2 separate regions of the Mus musculus genome follow, and region 2 is linked to region 1. Evidence: chromatin loops called from intact Hi-C (ENCODE). Cell type or tissue: heart. All regions are shown on one strand.

Region 1 (8,000 bases):
AGGATATACATTCCTTTACCAAGAATGAATAAAAACTTAAGTTTCAATTAGTCCAGCAGTGCCAAGAATTTTAGAAATCTTTCAAAATAACCAAAGCAGAAGGTACCTGGAAATACTAGATTGAATATGTGGAATCAGGTCTGCCCTGGAAAATCCAGTCTGTCTCACTGCCTGAACTCTCTAGAAAGAATCCAAAAACTCAACAGTCAGAGTGGTCACAGAAACGGTAGCAATCAACACAGGGGCTTTACACAAGCAAACAGAAGGCCTGGGCGGACCCCTGAGCCTGAGCAAAACAAAGCATAAAACCAGCATGGGGGAGACGTCAGAGCCACGGTGGAGAGATCTGACTATACACAGTACTGCATGGGGAAGGCATCTCTACTGTCCCAGCCCCCCTCAATGCTAAAGATAATCATATCATCATAAATTGTAATAGATGGAGCTTTAAGAAAAACACTAGTAATGTTGCTGATGTTTAAGAAACGAGATCCAAAGCAGAGAGATTCCAAAACAAAACCCACACTGAGGGAGAGTGGAGTTTCTGTATTACTAGAACTCTCCCAGGAGGTAAGTTCCCTGATAGGAAAAAAAAAAAAACAAGCACTCGTGTTATGGTCAGTTTTCTTAACGGTGAGTCATTAGCTTTATTTATGTCAAGAACAATCATCTCTTTGACTCTAGCGATTCTAATTACATCCTCTCATTAGGTGTAATCAAGAACTGAAACCAAGCCAGAAGGAAGGCTCAGTGAGTTAGGGCGACTGCCCACAAGCCATTGCCCTGAGTTCAATCCCCAGGACCCAGCTGGTGGAAGGAGTGAGCCAACTCCTGGAAGCTAACTTCTTGTCATCCAAATTATGTCAAGGTGGCACACAGGCAAAATAGCTAAATGAATGATACAATGTATTTCTAAAAGAATTTTCAGCTGAGACTTTAAAAGCATACCCAAATAACTTGCCTGGAGCAAAATTTTCACCTGTATTTCTCCAGTGCCTGAGCTAGAACCCAACTCAGAAAGACAGAAAGTAGGGGAAAGAATGTAAGGCTTATTCACAGATTACCTGTGTTTCTCATGTCCCTCTGCTTACGGTATACAAGCAGATATGCACATAGCTACGGTTCAAATGTATAAAGTATATATGCCCAGAGAGGTATGTATTACTAACACAGGCATAGAGACATAAATGCACAGCAGAAATCAATCATCTTTATGGGCCAGGAAGGCAATGTCAACAAGACAAGCGTCAAATACCCCAGGTGATAAACTCTAACAATGACTACGCAGCATCCCCAACACTGCCACCCTCCCTACCGTCAGCACTTCTTAAATCAATGCCAGAAAAGAGAAAACAAAACAAAACAAAGAGCAAAAGACCATCGCCCCTTCGAGTAATTCTAATCAACAGACAACAGTTCTAGAGTCTCCACACAATTATAATTTATGAAACTTCTAATATTACGATCAGAATTTCTCCTGATTGCCAAAGGAGCAATCTGTCAAGGCATGCAGCCCGAGGCGTTAGCCACACACCACCAAGTCAGGACTTTAACTAGTATGTATGTTTCCTGAAGGCCCTGATCACCCTCTTCGAAGTATTTTCTACAACACTGCTGGTATACAAAACTTTGGTTTAGCACACCAAAGATGTATTGATTGTGATGACTTGTAAAAAAAAGCCTTTGTTACACAATGTGGCTTTCCAAAGTGTGATCATAAGATACTGAAAACAAACGGGCAGGAGTCAGAAGTCTGTATCAGTCTGTCCAAGAAAACTGTTTCATTTTTGTATCAAAAAAAGCCACCAGAACAAAGACAGAGGCGTGAGCTGCAGGCATGCAGGCTCAACCTATTTCCACTCGGCTCACCTCTGTGGCATGGTGTACTCTGTCACCCACAGTGGTTCAGAGACCTCCTCCTTACCTTTCCCATTTTGCCACGTGGTATACCAGGATAGGGTAAGGAAGGACGTGACAAATACCAGCGCAGTGGCCACAGTTCCATTTCGGAGCCTCATCTCATTTCACCATCACACTGGTTAGCAAGTTGGCGATGACAAGCAAGACCGGTCTCTCTCCAGCCTCAAATCAACAGAATCCAGAACGCCTTGGTCCCGGGCCAAAAAAAAAAAAAAAAAAAAAAAAGCAATTGATGAATTGATGATTGAGGTTCACTTCAGATGCTGGGCAGAAGGCGTCAGGCAGCAAAGCAACAGTGGGTATTGCTATTCCAGATTGTCTTCGCAGTTTTCAGAGGCTGGGGGCTAAGGGATGCTTCTTTTTCTTCTTCCTGTCAGGGAAAGAAACGAAAGGAAAACTCACTAAATAATACAAACCAGAGGTTTCTCCATTTATTATTCAGTGTCAAAGGCAGACTCTTGTCAAGCCTAAACTGTACTTATGAAGACCACCCCCATATTAAAATGATTCATTTCTTATAGCAGAATTATAAGGGTCTTTTTCCTCAAAAAAAAAAAAAAAAAAAAAAAAAAGCTTCAAACTGTATTCCTTCCTTCCTGGCTGGTTCTGTCTATGGAAAACATAAAAATTTATGGTTGCTCATTTAAAGGGAGAAGTTGTGGGGCTCACAGATTCCCAAAGGGATCCCTAACAACTGAGCCTTAAGTTTCATCCCCCTCTCCCCGAGTTATTATTCCGCTGCATAAGAGCAAGCAATGGTTAAGAAAATAAATAAAAATAAGGGAATGTACAACTGCAATAGTTTGAAGAGTCTGCTGCCCAGTGCTGACTTATGGCATTACTGAAATGCCCTGACGTGCCTCTTTTCTTCCATGCCTCCAAATTTCATCTATGAAATAAGAAAGCGACGGACTCTGGTATCCCACATACCACAAAATCCTTACAATTATCAATATCCTCATCTTGAGTTTTAGAGAGACAGCTGGAAATATTTACACGTTCAGAAGAGGCAGTGATCTAGCCCACTCTCTCTCGGCCACAGCCTACCCCATTGGGTTATGATGCTCAAGAAATGAGGAGGACCGCGCTCGCTGTTCAGCTAACTAAAATTCTTTAGAACTGGAAAGGCATGAGGTTGCTAAGTAGAATGCCCAGCACAAGATAGGCCTTCAATAAATACCAACTGTATCAAAGAGAAAAATAAGCCAACAGATGAGCCAGCCCCTGCGTGGTCCACGCTAGACATAACTGGTCTCACCCCCTAGGGGCTTGTCAGGCAAGCGTTGATTTCTAGTGGCACCAAGGGGTAGCACCACTTCCTGTGATGCTACAGTAAATGAGCCTCTAGTGGGGTGAGTTACTGTACCTCCAAAAACAATTATCAGGCCCAAGAGACACATCTCTCAGTGGAAGGGCACGCCTGATTAAAGCAGCCATTTGCAGGCAATTCACAAACTACAACCTCAGCTATTTCTAGCACTGTGAATCACTGGGAATCTCCACTAGCCAAGGAAGACCACACAGGGACAAATGACAGTGTGATGGTGAGGATGGTTACTATACTTCACTGGCTTTTTTCCTTTATTCTGGGCAGTAACAAGACTTAAACCTTCACTAAGTCCTTACAGGGCAAGCGTTACAACCCCTATTTTATACACAAGGAGGTAAACCCAATGAGAAACCTCAGTTTCAGTAACTTCTAGGTTTAAGTTCTGTTTCTGTTTGTCTGCTTTTTGAGACATGGTTTCCCTGTGTTGCTCTGGCTGGCCTAGAACTGTCTACCGTCTACCCTCGAACTCACAGAGATCTGTCTGCCTCTGCCACTGCCTCTGCCTCTGCCTCCCAAAGTGCTCAGATTAAAGGTGTGTGTCACCATGGCCTGGCAGAATTCTTATCTGCTGCCTTTTGTCCCTCAGATTGACCGCTTACACCACAGCAGGACGGAGTTGCTGCAGGAGACAGTCGCAGCTCAGATGAGACTAGAGAGCCTTTCTGAGTGTTAACTTGGCTCGACAGAAAACATAAATTTTCCAAATGTATTACATTTTAAAAAATGTTTTCTGTTCTGCAGTAGGCACAAGCCTGTTATGGTATAAAAACTACAGAATGAACAGAAAATTTCACAGTCCAAATGTGCAACTCTGAACAAATTTCCCACTTCCTGCAGCCTTTGGCTAATCCCTCCCTCCTGAGTCCCCAACAAAGCCTGCCTGTTAGTTTCTCTGGCCAGGAGCTCTCATTTCCATGTAAAATTCTAGAAGCACTACATTCCACTGCACGGCCTGTGACTACCTGAGCACCTGGTATTCCAAAGAGGTTCTCCAAGTTGCTAAGACCTAATTTATTCACCTCCCATGGCTAACTTTATCCCAACTATGCCCATGCTGACCACCTACAACCAAAGGTCCTCACTGGGAAAACAAAATCCAATGATTTTAAATTCCACCAAGTACCTAATCTATTAGCTCAATAAAACACTCAATGATGACTTCTGACTCTAAGAACAGGGGCACTACCTCAGTAAACTGTGACTTGGAATTTTAAGCCTGGTATGACATTATACAAACACACTTTTCACTTTCTGTCTATATATAGTCATATTTTGCTTCAGGGAGGATTTTGTTGGGGAAGGGCAGGTAGAGCTGATTATTAGAATAAATATCTAGCTGACATAAATCAGGAAGTAGAGATATGCAGAATCATTCTAAAATGATAATTTAAAAGGTTTTATTAATGGGGCTGGAGAGATTGCTCAGCAGTTAAGAGCACTGTCTGCTCTTCCAGAAGGCCTGAGTTCAATTCCCAGCAACCACATGGCGGCTCACAACCATCTGTAATGAGATCTGATGCCCTCTTCTGGCCTGTAGGGATACATGCAAGCAGAGTGCTATATACATAATAAATATATAAATCTTTAAAAAAAAAAGTTTTTATTAAGCTAAGTGGTGGTGGCCCATGCCATTAATGCAAGCACTTGGGAGGCAAAGACAGACAGATATCTATGAGTTCGAGGCCAGTCTGGTCTACAGAGCAAGTTCCAGGACAGCCAAGGCTACACAGAGAAATCCTGTTTCAAGAAACAACAACAAAGAGAGAGAGAGAGAGAGAGAGAGAGAGAGAGAGAGAGAGAGAGAGAGAAGTTGTTTTATTACATACAAATGAAGCCTATATAAAAGTATAAATGCTATAGATTAGCCATCCATAATACCCCAGAAGCATATGGAGTATTAAATACTGGGCCTAAGAAGTTAGCAAACCCCATTTTAGGGAAGATACGGTTAGGGAATTCTACTAATAAGTTCTGACATCTCAAAAGGAGGAGGAGTGTTACACTCCACCGGAATGCAGCTATTCATTTTACACCAGGGTTTTCCAAACTAAGCTTCATCGTGAAGCACACGTGAATGAAATCTCCAGAGAGGAGGAAACAGAACACACCTCGTACCCTTAAACCACCCCAGGCAGCTTGAGGCTGGCTCGTTAGACACAGGTGACCTACATTTGTGTCCGAGGCCACATATGTGAATACTTATCTACCGCCCTTACCTTAAGACTGTCCTGGCTATATTAATTGATAACAACCAAGTCTTTGAACAAAAAAATGACTACGTAACTAGCCATTCCTCCATCCTCCAAAAGAGGCTTCAACTCTAAACCGCAGAATGAGGAATATGTTTTGTTAATAGATTTAACAATCTTGCATCTGGGTTTGTTTTTTTTTTTTAATTAAGTTTTTAAAGTGTTCTCTGAAATATCCCATATGTTCCACGGCTAAGAACACTTTGGTTAACATTTGGTAGAGTCCTTCATCAGCATCCCACAGACAAAACAGAGGTGCCTGAAAGAACAAGAGGCACGATTCATGACACCCCGGATCAATGAACACCATGACGTAAGCCTGCACAACTTTATAAACCGCAATTATGAAAAACTCATGCCCTTTCCACTTAGAGAACATAAATATTTCTTTTATACAGCTTACATAATTTCATTGTCTAGTATGTGTTATGATTTACACTCAGGGGTTAATGGAACCTATGTCACCATAACCTGTTAGTAAAACTATTCTTTAAGCATTTGGAAGAGAAAGGAGCCTGAACCACAGAGCGCGTGTTACATGATTCTAAATTTAGATTTTTACATTCAAGTGAATAACCATGTCATTCTTTTATCTTTTACTAAATAATTTGTCGGCAGCAAAAAGCACAACAGCAAAATAGATGGCAGGCTCGAAGAAGATAACATACCATCTACAGCTATTTCCGAATTCTAAATGTAAGCCGTGAACCCGCTCCTGAGATCACAACGCTTAGAGAAATAAAAGCGGGCGCGGGAAGCGTACCACTGCCACCACTTAACGCCAAGCCTTCCAGACATCACCTGTCACACCTGGAGGGGTCCGAGACCCCACCTGAGGTCGGGGAGGGGATCCCACTCGCCGCTTCCATGGGATGGAGGAAACCCAGGCCTGGGAGGAATCCGGGCTCGCTCCCCCCGTACCTCCCGGAACATCTTAGTTCCCCGCAGGCAAGCGGCCCCCGCCCTACCTGCCCCGCGGCGGCGCCACCTCCAGCCCCCCAGCCCCCCAGCCCTCCAACCCTCCAGCCTTCCAACCCTCCAGTCGCGGGATCCTGCCCGCAACTCTTGGTCTCGGTGCACGCGCACACAGCACTGCACTTTCCCGGTGCTCCGGGACCGCCCGAGGCTCCAGGCCAACCACCGGGAAGGAGCGCAGCACCGAGGGGCTGCGGCTGCGGCGAGGCGCGGAGGGCGGCCGGCCCGCGCCCCGCTCCCGGTTCCGAGGCCCGGTGCGCGCGCGATCGGACGGCGGCCTCGGGACGCCCCGCCTCAGCCACCAGCAGGTGGGTGTTCCGCGGACCCCGCCGTACTCCTCCTGGCCGCCCCCTGCCCGGCGCCCCGCGCTCCTCACCTGCCGCGGGCCAGGGCGCTTCTGCCGCGGCCGCCGGCGTCGCTGCTGGAGCCGCCTCCGCCGCCGCGGGCCGCGCGCCCCGCCCTCGCCAGGGACAGCCCCTGCCCAGCCCCCGCCCCAGTTCCCGCCAGCCATTGGCCGCCACTTCCCTAAGCGCCCCGCCGCCGCTGCCAGTGGCCGGCCAGCCTGTCACTCAACGGCGCAATAGAGCAGCCTATATATTTCTCCCCAGCCCCTTTTTGCATCGGTGTTGCGGCCGGGGCTGGAGCGCAGCCGCCACATCTGGCTTGTACCCTCCGGCCTGAGCGCATGCAACCTCGGGAGGCAACAAAGGCCCCAGTGAGCCCACGGAATACAACCTGGTCACCATGGCCTTTCCTCCTAGCTCTGGGTCCCATCTTCTGGCGGTCCAGGCGCGGTGACAGGTCCTGGCTCTAATCCAACCATAGCTTCCAAGGCCCGCTGTTCCAAGCATTACACTGCCAGCATCAGTGAGGAGCATCGTTATCCTCCAGCTTCCAGGAGGAGGCAGAGACGCAGGGAGGACCATTTGGAGCAACTAGAAGCAACAAATATGACTAGGGTTTAAAGGCACACCACTCAGTGCTAATGTCCCCGATTTTTCTACTATGCAGTGTTAGTCTTCCCTTCTCTCTTGAGCACGTGTCAGATGACCATTTCTTAAAGTTTAAAACTGGTTTCAGATCGAAATGGATGGACATCTATAGAAAACGTGAGTGGCCTGCCCCTGTGCACGTTATCTGTTAGCTATCAAGCCTGGCATATATTAAGATCTTTAATTGCTTCTTACCATAATCCCGGCAAATCTTTAATTGCTTATCATATATGTTAATCCCCATTTCTCACAGATGAGCTTAAAAGGTTAAAGAGTTTACCTGTGGTTACAGAGCTAATAAGATAAGAGATGTGTCTGTCCTCCCTGTTACCATAATCCTCCCAACAACACTGCAAAGACATACAAGAAATCAAAAAACTAGGAAACAGCCTTGTTCCTGGCAAACACCAAGGCAATAAATATCTGGATCAGAAGACGACAGTAATTCAAAAATAGAAAACTCTAGTATACAACATCGGAATGAGGGGTTTTTGTTTTTGGGGGGGACGTTTTTTTTTTGTCTCAAAATTAAGT
Region 2 (8,000 bases), 58 kb before region 1:
GGCCCACTGTCCTATACTTCCTTAGAACATGATCATAACCCTCACTGTATACGATCCACAGATAGTTGCAGGCTGAACACGGAGATTTTAATAGTTCTGACATAGACCGAATGACTCACAAAACTGAAAATATTTACCATTGGTTATTACAAAAAAAAATTACCTGCCAGCCCCCTCGACTTGGAGCAAAAGTAGAGCTGTGTGGTGACCTAAAGTCCCATGTTCCTTCATCCTATTCTTCTCGACCGCCCCCTACTGAGCTCCAGCCACTCACCAGCTTCCTCCTGAACATCTCAGGAATGCTGTGGTCACATGTCCTTGCCCTATGACCTCTGTGCCAATAAACCTACTCCATGGTGGCCACGCATCGTTTCCCTTTCTTCCTTTCCCTGACCCTCATCTTCCAAGGAGCTCCCAAGCACCTGTCATGCGAGTCTTCTATGGACAGGTTGTATTTTACTCCCTAACGTACCCACCTCCTTTCTTGTTGGATCATGACTGAACTCCATGGGATATGAAATAAATACATTTTCAGTCATCATCTATATGATTTATAACTAACATGTATATAAATATCTTAAGGGTTTAGCTGCTGAAAAGCAACAGGCCAAGATACTACTGATGCCCAAGTATGGTCACGCACCGTTTAAAATCCAGACAACCGACTAGATTAGTACAGATACAGGGCAGAGCGCCTTCCACACTGTAGAAGCTCCGGCTCCAGCCTCCCTCCCCACCTGCCCCATTGTGGCCCCTTTCTGACCCCTTTCTGGCCCCTTTCTGGCCCCATTCTGGCCCCTTTCTGGCTCTATCCTGCTGCTTTAACTACTTTTCCTCCTGACTCCTCCTCTTAGCAGCTACATTCGACATCAGAAGACACAGAACTGATCAACGAGTATCTTTATGATTGGACTAAAACTTCCCCCTAATCACAGGGCAAATCACCCCTCAATTGGAGGCAACTATTTCAGAGGCTGAGGCTGAACCCCATGGCAGGAGCAATCATACCCAGAAACCAGACTGCCCCCTCAAATGATGACAGGGATGGAAGGAATGCTTTGCAGATTCAGAACTGAGACACACAGATCTCAGAGCATTGGCCTGAACCAGATTTCCTGACAGTCTGTCAAGCAAACTCCAGAGCCCCTTCTGTTTCTCGTTTCTACCAAATCTCCAAGTTCTATCAGGCCCTGGAGACAGACTTTGGGTCCTGAAGCCCTTCAATTGTTCTGTCTCACATGGCCGTGTTGACTGAAGCAAAGTCCTTTCTCTGTTCTCATCAACAATAATCTGGAGGTGTGGTTGAGGCTAGCCCATCAATGATCATCTGGATGTGTAGCCGAGGCTAGCCCACTGGGACTCTGAAGACAAAACTTTAACCCTAAACTCTAGTAATTTTACCAACTCAACCTACTAAACACCTCTATGAAAATATGTCATGCAAGCATACAGGCAGGATCCATTTCCTCTGGGCGCACATGAAGCACAGAAGCCAACAAACGAGTACTGAGAAGGCTGAAAGGGACACCACCACGTAAATGGTGTTCTCTGACTACAGAGGGTTTGAAGTGGAGATTGGTTAACAGTGGGGATTGTGAGAAATTCTCAAATAGGTAAGAATGTAAAAACACATTTCTACGTAACCCATGGGTCAAGGGAAAAAATTACATAGGAACTTAGAAAGTATTCTGATCTGAATGAGAAAACCAGGGGGCATGTATGGGGTGCAGGGGCTGGGGAGATGGCTCAGCAGTTAAGAGCAGTGACTGCTCTTGCAGGGGACCTGTGTTTGGTTCCTGGCAACTATACCAGGCAGCTCACAACCATCACCTATAACTCCAGCTCTGGGGCGATCTGCCACTTCTGGCCCCTGCGGGTACCACACATGTGGTGCACACTCCCATTCATAGTCATTCACATCCACCCTCCTTCTCTTTAAGCTTAAAAAAAAAAAAGAACTTGAGATATAGTTAACATGGTTCTTAGAGGGAGCTTATAGCTTTGAATTGCTTACATTGCTAAAGAAAAAAAAAACCCCACCCATCATCTCTGCGTGCATCTTTTTAGGAACAAAGCAGCAGAAAAGCAAAACTGAAAGAACTGTGGCTGTGAATGCCACAGAGACAAGACAGAGTCACAGGGTCTGTGTCTCCTCCTCCTGCCAGCTACCCTGAGCCCCAAGACTTCTGAGGTCTCAGAGGTGAAAAAATGCAAACAGAACTCAGGGAATGGAGCCAGGACAGACATTCACAGCCAGGATAGATATCGGAGAGCCAACGGTAGTGCTGCACGGACTGCTCAGCAATCTGTACATCAAATTAGGAGTTAATCTCCCCCCGAAAACAGAGAGCCATCGTGACAGAAAGAAATACTCTTGTACAAATTTCAGATCGGGGAATTTATCTGTCATTGTCCCCAGCACCTGCTTCACAGTGGTACTTCAATAAACACTCATTCAACAAGAGAAAGAGTCTGAGAAAACATAATTCCAGTGAGTGAGAGCCGTGGCTGAGGCTGGCAATATGCCTCATGTACTTCAGGGGAGGAAAGGTTTAAAACTGCACAGGCGACTAACCTCACCCAAAGCACACAAAGTGAGAATCTAACAGGAAAGACTGAGCCTTAGAAAGCTTTGGAGTGGTTAAGACAGTCAGCAGGCGTCCCCAAGTTCCTTCCTGGAAATCACACAACCGTTATCAATGAGACGCAGATACAAGAACCACCCGCTTCACTCTGAAATATTAACAACTGAAATTCCCAGACTCTCGAGGGCATGGCTTTGTCTCATGACCAGAGGTGACAAGCAAGAAGAGCTCTGTGGCTGAAGGAAAGTTGGCAAGTTTATTTTTGTAAAATAGTAGTAGTAGAAGTAGTAATATAATTATCGCCCAGGTGCCTAGAACACAGCTTTATCCCCTGTCAGCCAGTAGCCTAAAAGCCCATACCCTCAGTGACTCATAAAAATACAAGTAGAATACAAAGTAATAAGAAAAAAGGTTTCTGAGTAGAGTCTATCAACAAACTCACTGAGAGAAGAGAGAGGACAGAGGGAGGTGAGGGGACGGAGAGGACGAAGGAAAAGAAACTTGCAGTCAATGACTTGACCATTGCCTTAAGGAAAAGAACAAAGAAAACCACACTCAACTGAAGATGTTGCCATAGAGACGTCACTGCAATGATTCTGAAGGTGTTTGGAAACACAAAGGGCTTCAACGTCTGAAGCAATCCTGAGCAGACCAAAACTGTAGGACCAGACTGTGCGGCGGCGTCAGTACTTCCCACCAACCTACAGGAGGCGGTGAAGTGCTGGCATGAGGTTTAGCTCCAAATCCAGATAATGAAATACAACAGGAAACACACACACCTAACAGTCACTGAATTTTCAATAAATATGTCAGAGAGGTCACGGTGTTCACAGTGTTCTCTCAACACGAGCAACTGGGTTAATGAATGGGTGATGGTCGGAACTTTCACATTACCTTATACCTCGACAGAAGCTAACTCAATGGGGCATAGTCATAATGTAAAAGTTAAAAGTATGACCATTTTCAGGAGGATCACAGTGGGCAGGGCTCTCTTACATCACTAAATAATCAAGAAAAATGCACCCACATACATGTCCACAGGTCAACTGGATGGACGCAAACCTACCAACTCCGGTTCCTACTTCCAAGTACATAAGTTTGTTTCAAGTTGACAAAAACTAACCCTGACAGTCTATGGGACAGTTGTAGGAGAAGCTTAGCTGAGTTTTTCTCAATCAAGACAGGAGGAAGAACATCCAAAGGACAACAGTGTTTGCCGAACACTGATAACTGCAGCATGAAGCCAAAACAGGATATGAAGAGAAGAAGGGAAGGGAATACACCAAACCGGTGTAGAAAGCGGGACAAACCTAACAGAGCAGGGGCAGCGTCACACAGCACCACACAGCCATCTCACCCTGAAGCCAAACGCAGCCCCAAAAGCAGATTAATCTGATAACAGACACGGAAGCCTGTTTATTAATGCGGTGGAATGCACTAGGCAAGATAACCTAACAAGTAAGGGCAGCTGGGACAGAGGCCGGGCAAACAGAAAAGAGCAAACCCACCAATTTTAGTGAGTCCCTAATAGGAAACTCTCTAAATACTACCTAAGAAACTAGAAAGATCCATAAAAGGCTCAATACAATGTTGCAAAGTGGGATCAGGAGTGGGGAAGGGCATGTACTAATGCACACCTGCAGGCCCAACTGTCTGTGAGGCGGTTCAGGATCACAAGCTCAAGGCCTCCCTCTTTCAAACTAAAGGGTTTTCTGTAAAAGTCTGGTGTTTTAATCAGGGTTTCTATTCCTGCACAAACATCATGACCAAGATGCAAGTTGGGGAGGAAAGGGTTTATTCAGCTTACACATCCACATTGCTGTTCATCACCAAAGGATGCAGGACTGGAACTCACACAGGGCAGGAAGCAGGAGCTGATGCAGAGGCGATGGAGGGATGTTGCTTATTGGCTTGCCTCCCCTGGCTTGCTCAGTTTGCTTTCTTATAGAACCCAGGACTACCAGCCCTCCAGCCTTGATCACTAATTGAGAAAATGTCCCACAGCTGGATCTCGTGGAGACATTTCCCCAACTGAAGCTCCTTTCTCTGTGATAACTCCAGTCTGTGTCAAGTTGACACACAAAACCAGCCAGTACACCTGGTTATACCACTCATCCTAGCAAGCCTGAGGCCTTGAATCCAATCCCCAGAGTGAGTGGGAAAAGTAAGAGGAGGAGACTGAGACGACTATGGACTGGAGGGACCAGGCACACTCTAAGCTCAGAGCTAAGCGAATTTTGAAGTGATTCAGGAAGGAAGAGAATCAAGTGCCACAAATACTAGACCAACAAGTCAAAATAGAGGACATGAAACGATGTTGCCATCCAGTGAGGCTGAACTCACTCAACCCTGCCCCCAAACCACTAATAAATGCACCAGTGAATTCAAAAATACTGGCTGAAGCCGGGTATGGTAGCATACGCCTCTAAAATCTCAGTAGTGGGAAGGCAGAGACAAGCAAGTTTGAGCCAGCCTGGTTTAGTGAGTTCTAGGCCAGCTAGGGCTAGTAGTGAGACGCTATCTCAAAACATTAACTACATTCATTGATTTAATTAACTAAAACTTTAGCTGGATACTGGGCATTAAGATGAGCTTTGGACCTATATTCCTAATGATGTAATACTGTCATTTATAAAACAAAACTGTAGGAGAAGAATTTAAAACATTAACAAAGATAGTTAATTCACCTCTCGGTTCAAATCAGTCTTCCAAAGCTTTGGCAATCATAGTTTTCAACAACATCCCTGCTTGTCAGTCACACAGGCTGAATTGTGCCCAACATTGCATCAAAGAACCACTCACTCTCTCTAATCCACTAGAAGAGCATCTAACTGCCAACACTGCCGCACAACCACATCAACTTCCTGCTCTGTTTGGTGGCCGTCTATAAAATTCAAGTTGGTTTGGTTTTGTTTTTTAAACAAAATACAGACCTATCAGGTTCTTAGCTGCAACCAGCAGAAACTACAAGCAAAGCTGTGATGGTTTGTATATGGCTTGGCCCAGGGAGTGGCACTATTAGGAGGTGTGGCCTTTTTGGAGTAGGTGTGGCCTTGTTGGAGTAGGTGTGTCACTGTGAGCCTGTGTTTTCAGACCCTTGTCCTAGCTGCCTGGAAGCCAGTCTTCTCCTAGCTGCTTTCAGAACAAGATGTGGAACTCTCAGCTCCTCCAGCCCCATGTCTGCAAGGATGCTGCCATGCTTCTGGCCATGATGATAATGGGCTGAACCTCTGAACCTGTAAGCCAGTCCCAATGAAATGTCCTTAAAAGAGTTACCTTGGTCGTGGTGTCTGTTCACAGCAGTAAAACCCTAACTAAGACAATAGCCAACAACAATAACAGCAGCAAAAGATTTACTGAAAGCTGGCTGGGGTGGACCCACGCAGCTGGGGTGGACACATGCAGCTGGGGCATCGGATGCATGCGGCTGGGGTGGATGCATGCAGCTGGGGTTGGGTTGAGGAACCAGGCTGGGAAGACACAGAAATAAAGTCACAGTGAAGTCAGGCACCACAAGCAGGAACAAAGACAAGACAGTCACATCTAAGACAATTCAGTCACCAGAATGCCTATCTGATCACTGCTCCCTTATAGTTGATTTTTTAATAAGCACTTCTTTACTTGGAGAGAGGGGACATGCCAAGGTGTGCATGTGGAGGTCAGAAGGTAACTCAAAATACTATATGATTAAACTCTAAGTTAAAAAAACAAAAAAGGGGCTGGTGAGATGGCTCAGTGGGTAAGAGCACCCGACTGCTCTTCCAAAGGTCCAGAGTTCAAATCCCAGCAACCACATGGTGGCTCACAACCATCCGTATAACAAGATCTGACTCCCTCTTCTGGTGTGTCTGAAGACAGCTACAGTGTACTTACATATAATAATAAATAAATCTTTAAAAAAAAACAAAAAAACAAAACCTGAAACCAGACCAACCACTTAGGTTACACAAAGTACCCTCCAGAGCAACCAGCTGGTCTGTCTCGGCCCCTTCTAAAGTTCTGAACTGAGAGAAGCAGAGGACTAAATCATAGCTAATGATTACTCTCCCAAACAGAAACATCTTTTGGTCTTTTCAAAGAAAAAAAATGGAGAGATGACTCAGTGGTTAAGAGCTCTGGCTGCTCTTTCAAAGGACCTGGGCTCAATTCCCAGCACCCACATGGCAGATCACTGTCCGTTAACTCTATTCCTATGGAATCAAACTCCCTCTTCTCACCTCTACTCACAGCAGAGTACAGACACCCAGACACAGATGCAGGCAAAGCATCCATATACATAAAAATACTTTGATCTTTCTCTGGGGTAGCCCTTGCCCCTCATCCCAGAAACTTCTCTTTGCAAAGGACAGAGACCATTACGGAAAACCACAACCCATCAATATGCAGAACTGTGGAGCCCATCCCATCCACAATACAACCCCTGCACCAAAGGCTCAGGGATTACTTCAGGAGAAGGGTGGAAAGACCCAAGAGGTAGAGAAATGGAGTTCACTCCGAGGCCGTGTCTCCTAAGAACATCAGAAGCCACACTCATAAAGTCTCATCAGCATGGCTGCCCAAGCAGGAGCGGAGTAAGGACAGCACCAACAGATACGGAAGGGGGAAGGCCCACAGGCCTCAACCTTGCACAAAGAGCTGCAGGCCACTGCGGAAGGCCGGGGTCCTGAGAAAAGGGTCTTCCCCAGGAAAGCACACATATCTGTTATCCAATACCGAATGGTCAGATCTAAAGACACACCTGAGTGACACTATACATATCAAGCAGGTTGTATTTACGTATCTCGGGTACACGCAACCTGTTTAACACACACCTATATATAACCTCTAGATAGCAGCAATTTATGAAAGATGAGGCCATGAGTTTGAAAGAATGCAAGGAAGGGTTTAGGGACATTGGGATGAGAGAGGAACCTTAAAACCCGAAATTAATTTAAAAAATAAAAGTGAACACTTTGAATTTTAAAATGAAAACCAAGGAATATACAAATAAAAATAGAGAGAAGAAAAAGTGACATTAGTGAAGCAGAGACTACCCACGGTGGCCTACACATTCTCTTCACAGACCAATACTTCAAAAAACAGTCTTTCATAGCCTTGGCTGGCTCTGAACTTGCAGCAATCCTCCTGTCTCAGCCTCCTAAGATATGAGTTTACAGGCATACAAAAGCATGCCCAGAATCTTTTCATCCGTACTCTCTCCTCATATGTTTAAACTGGAGATATTCATGCCTTCGTAGAAATCCCTGTTTTGCCTAAAAAAATTTTTTTTCCATATTTGCCTGTTAGCACTATCAATAATTTAACTAGGAGACCAGAGGTAGCCTCACAGAAGGTGAGCAGCTGGGGCGGAGGGAGAAGCGAGTAGAAAGGAAGAGGCAGGCTTTGGAGTAGCACACATAAACCAGAGAACACACA

What was found. A loop is a pair of places that touch in the nucleus more often than their neighbours do. Peaks named below come from ENCODE experiments on the same cell type or tissue, not always from the same donor. Only the 100,000 strongest peaks of a DNase experiment are listed, where the experiment ranks them.
Region 2: a loop joins it to region 1, with 2.3 times the contacts of the local background. A loop is called at or near these places in 14 of 42 quality-filtered maps.

The regions. Positions count from the first base shown.
Region 1 is chr1:37,534,115-37,542,114 of GRCm38, forward strand. Mgat4a (mannoside acetylglucosaminyltransferase 4, isoenzyme A) reads right to left here and starts at 6,902. Exons shown (of 16, transcript NM_173870.3): 1 at 6,851-6,902; 2 at 1,925-2,290. The coding sequence starts at 2,018. In heart, a CTCF peak has its summit at 4,777 (motif pointing left); a DNase peak (open chromatin) is centred at 7,037; H3K4me3 peaks cover 1,464 bases; H3K27ac peaks cover 1,148 bases.
Region 2 is chr1:37,475,988-37,483,987 of GRCm38, forward strand. All of the region lies in intron 5 of Mgat4a (mannoside acetylglucosaminyltransferase 4, isoenzyme A), which reads right to left. Among named protein-coding and RNA genes, the nearest start is that of Gm39627, 24 kb to the right of the region's middle. In heart, CTCF peaks have their summits at 2,640 and 3,278; DNase peaks (open chromatin) are centred at 2,194 and 2,559; H3K27ac peaks cover 491 bases.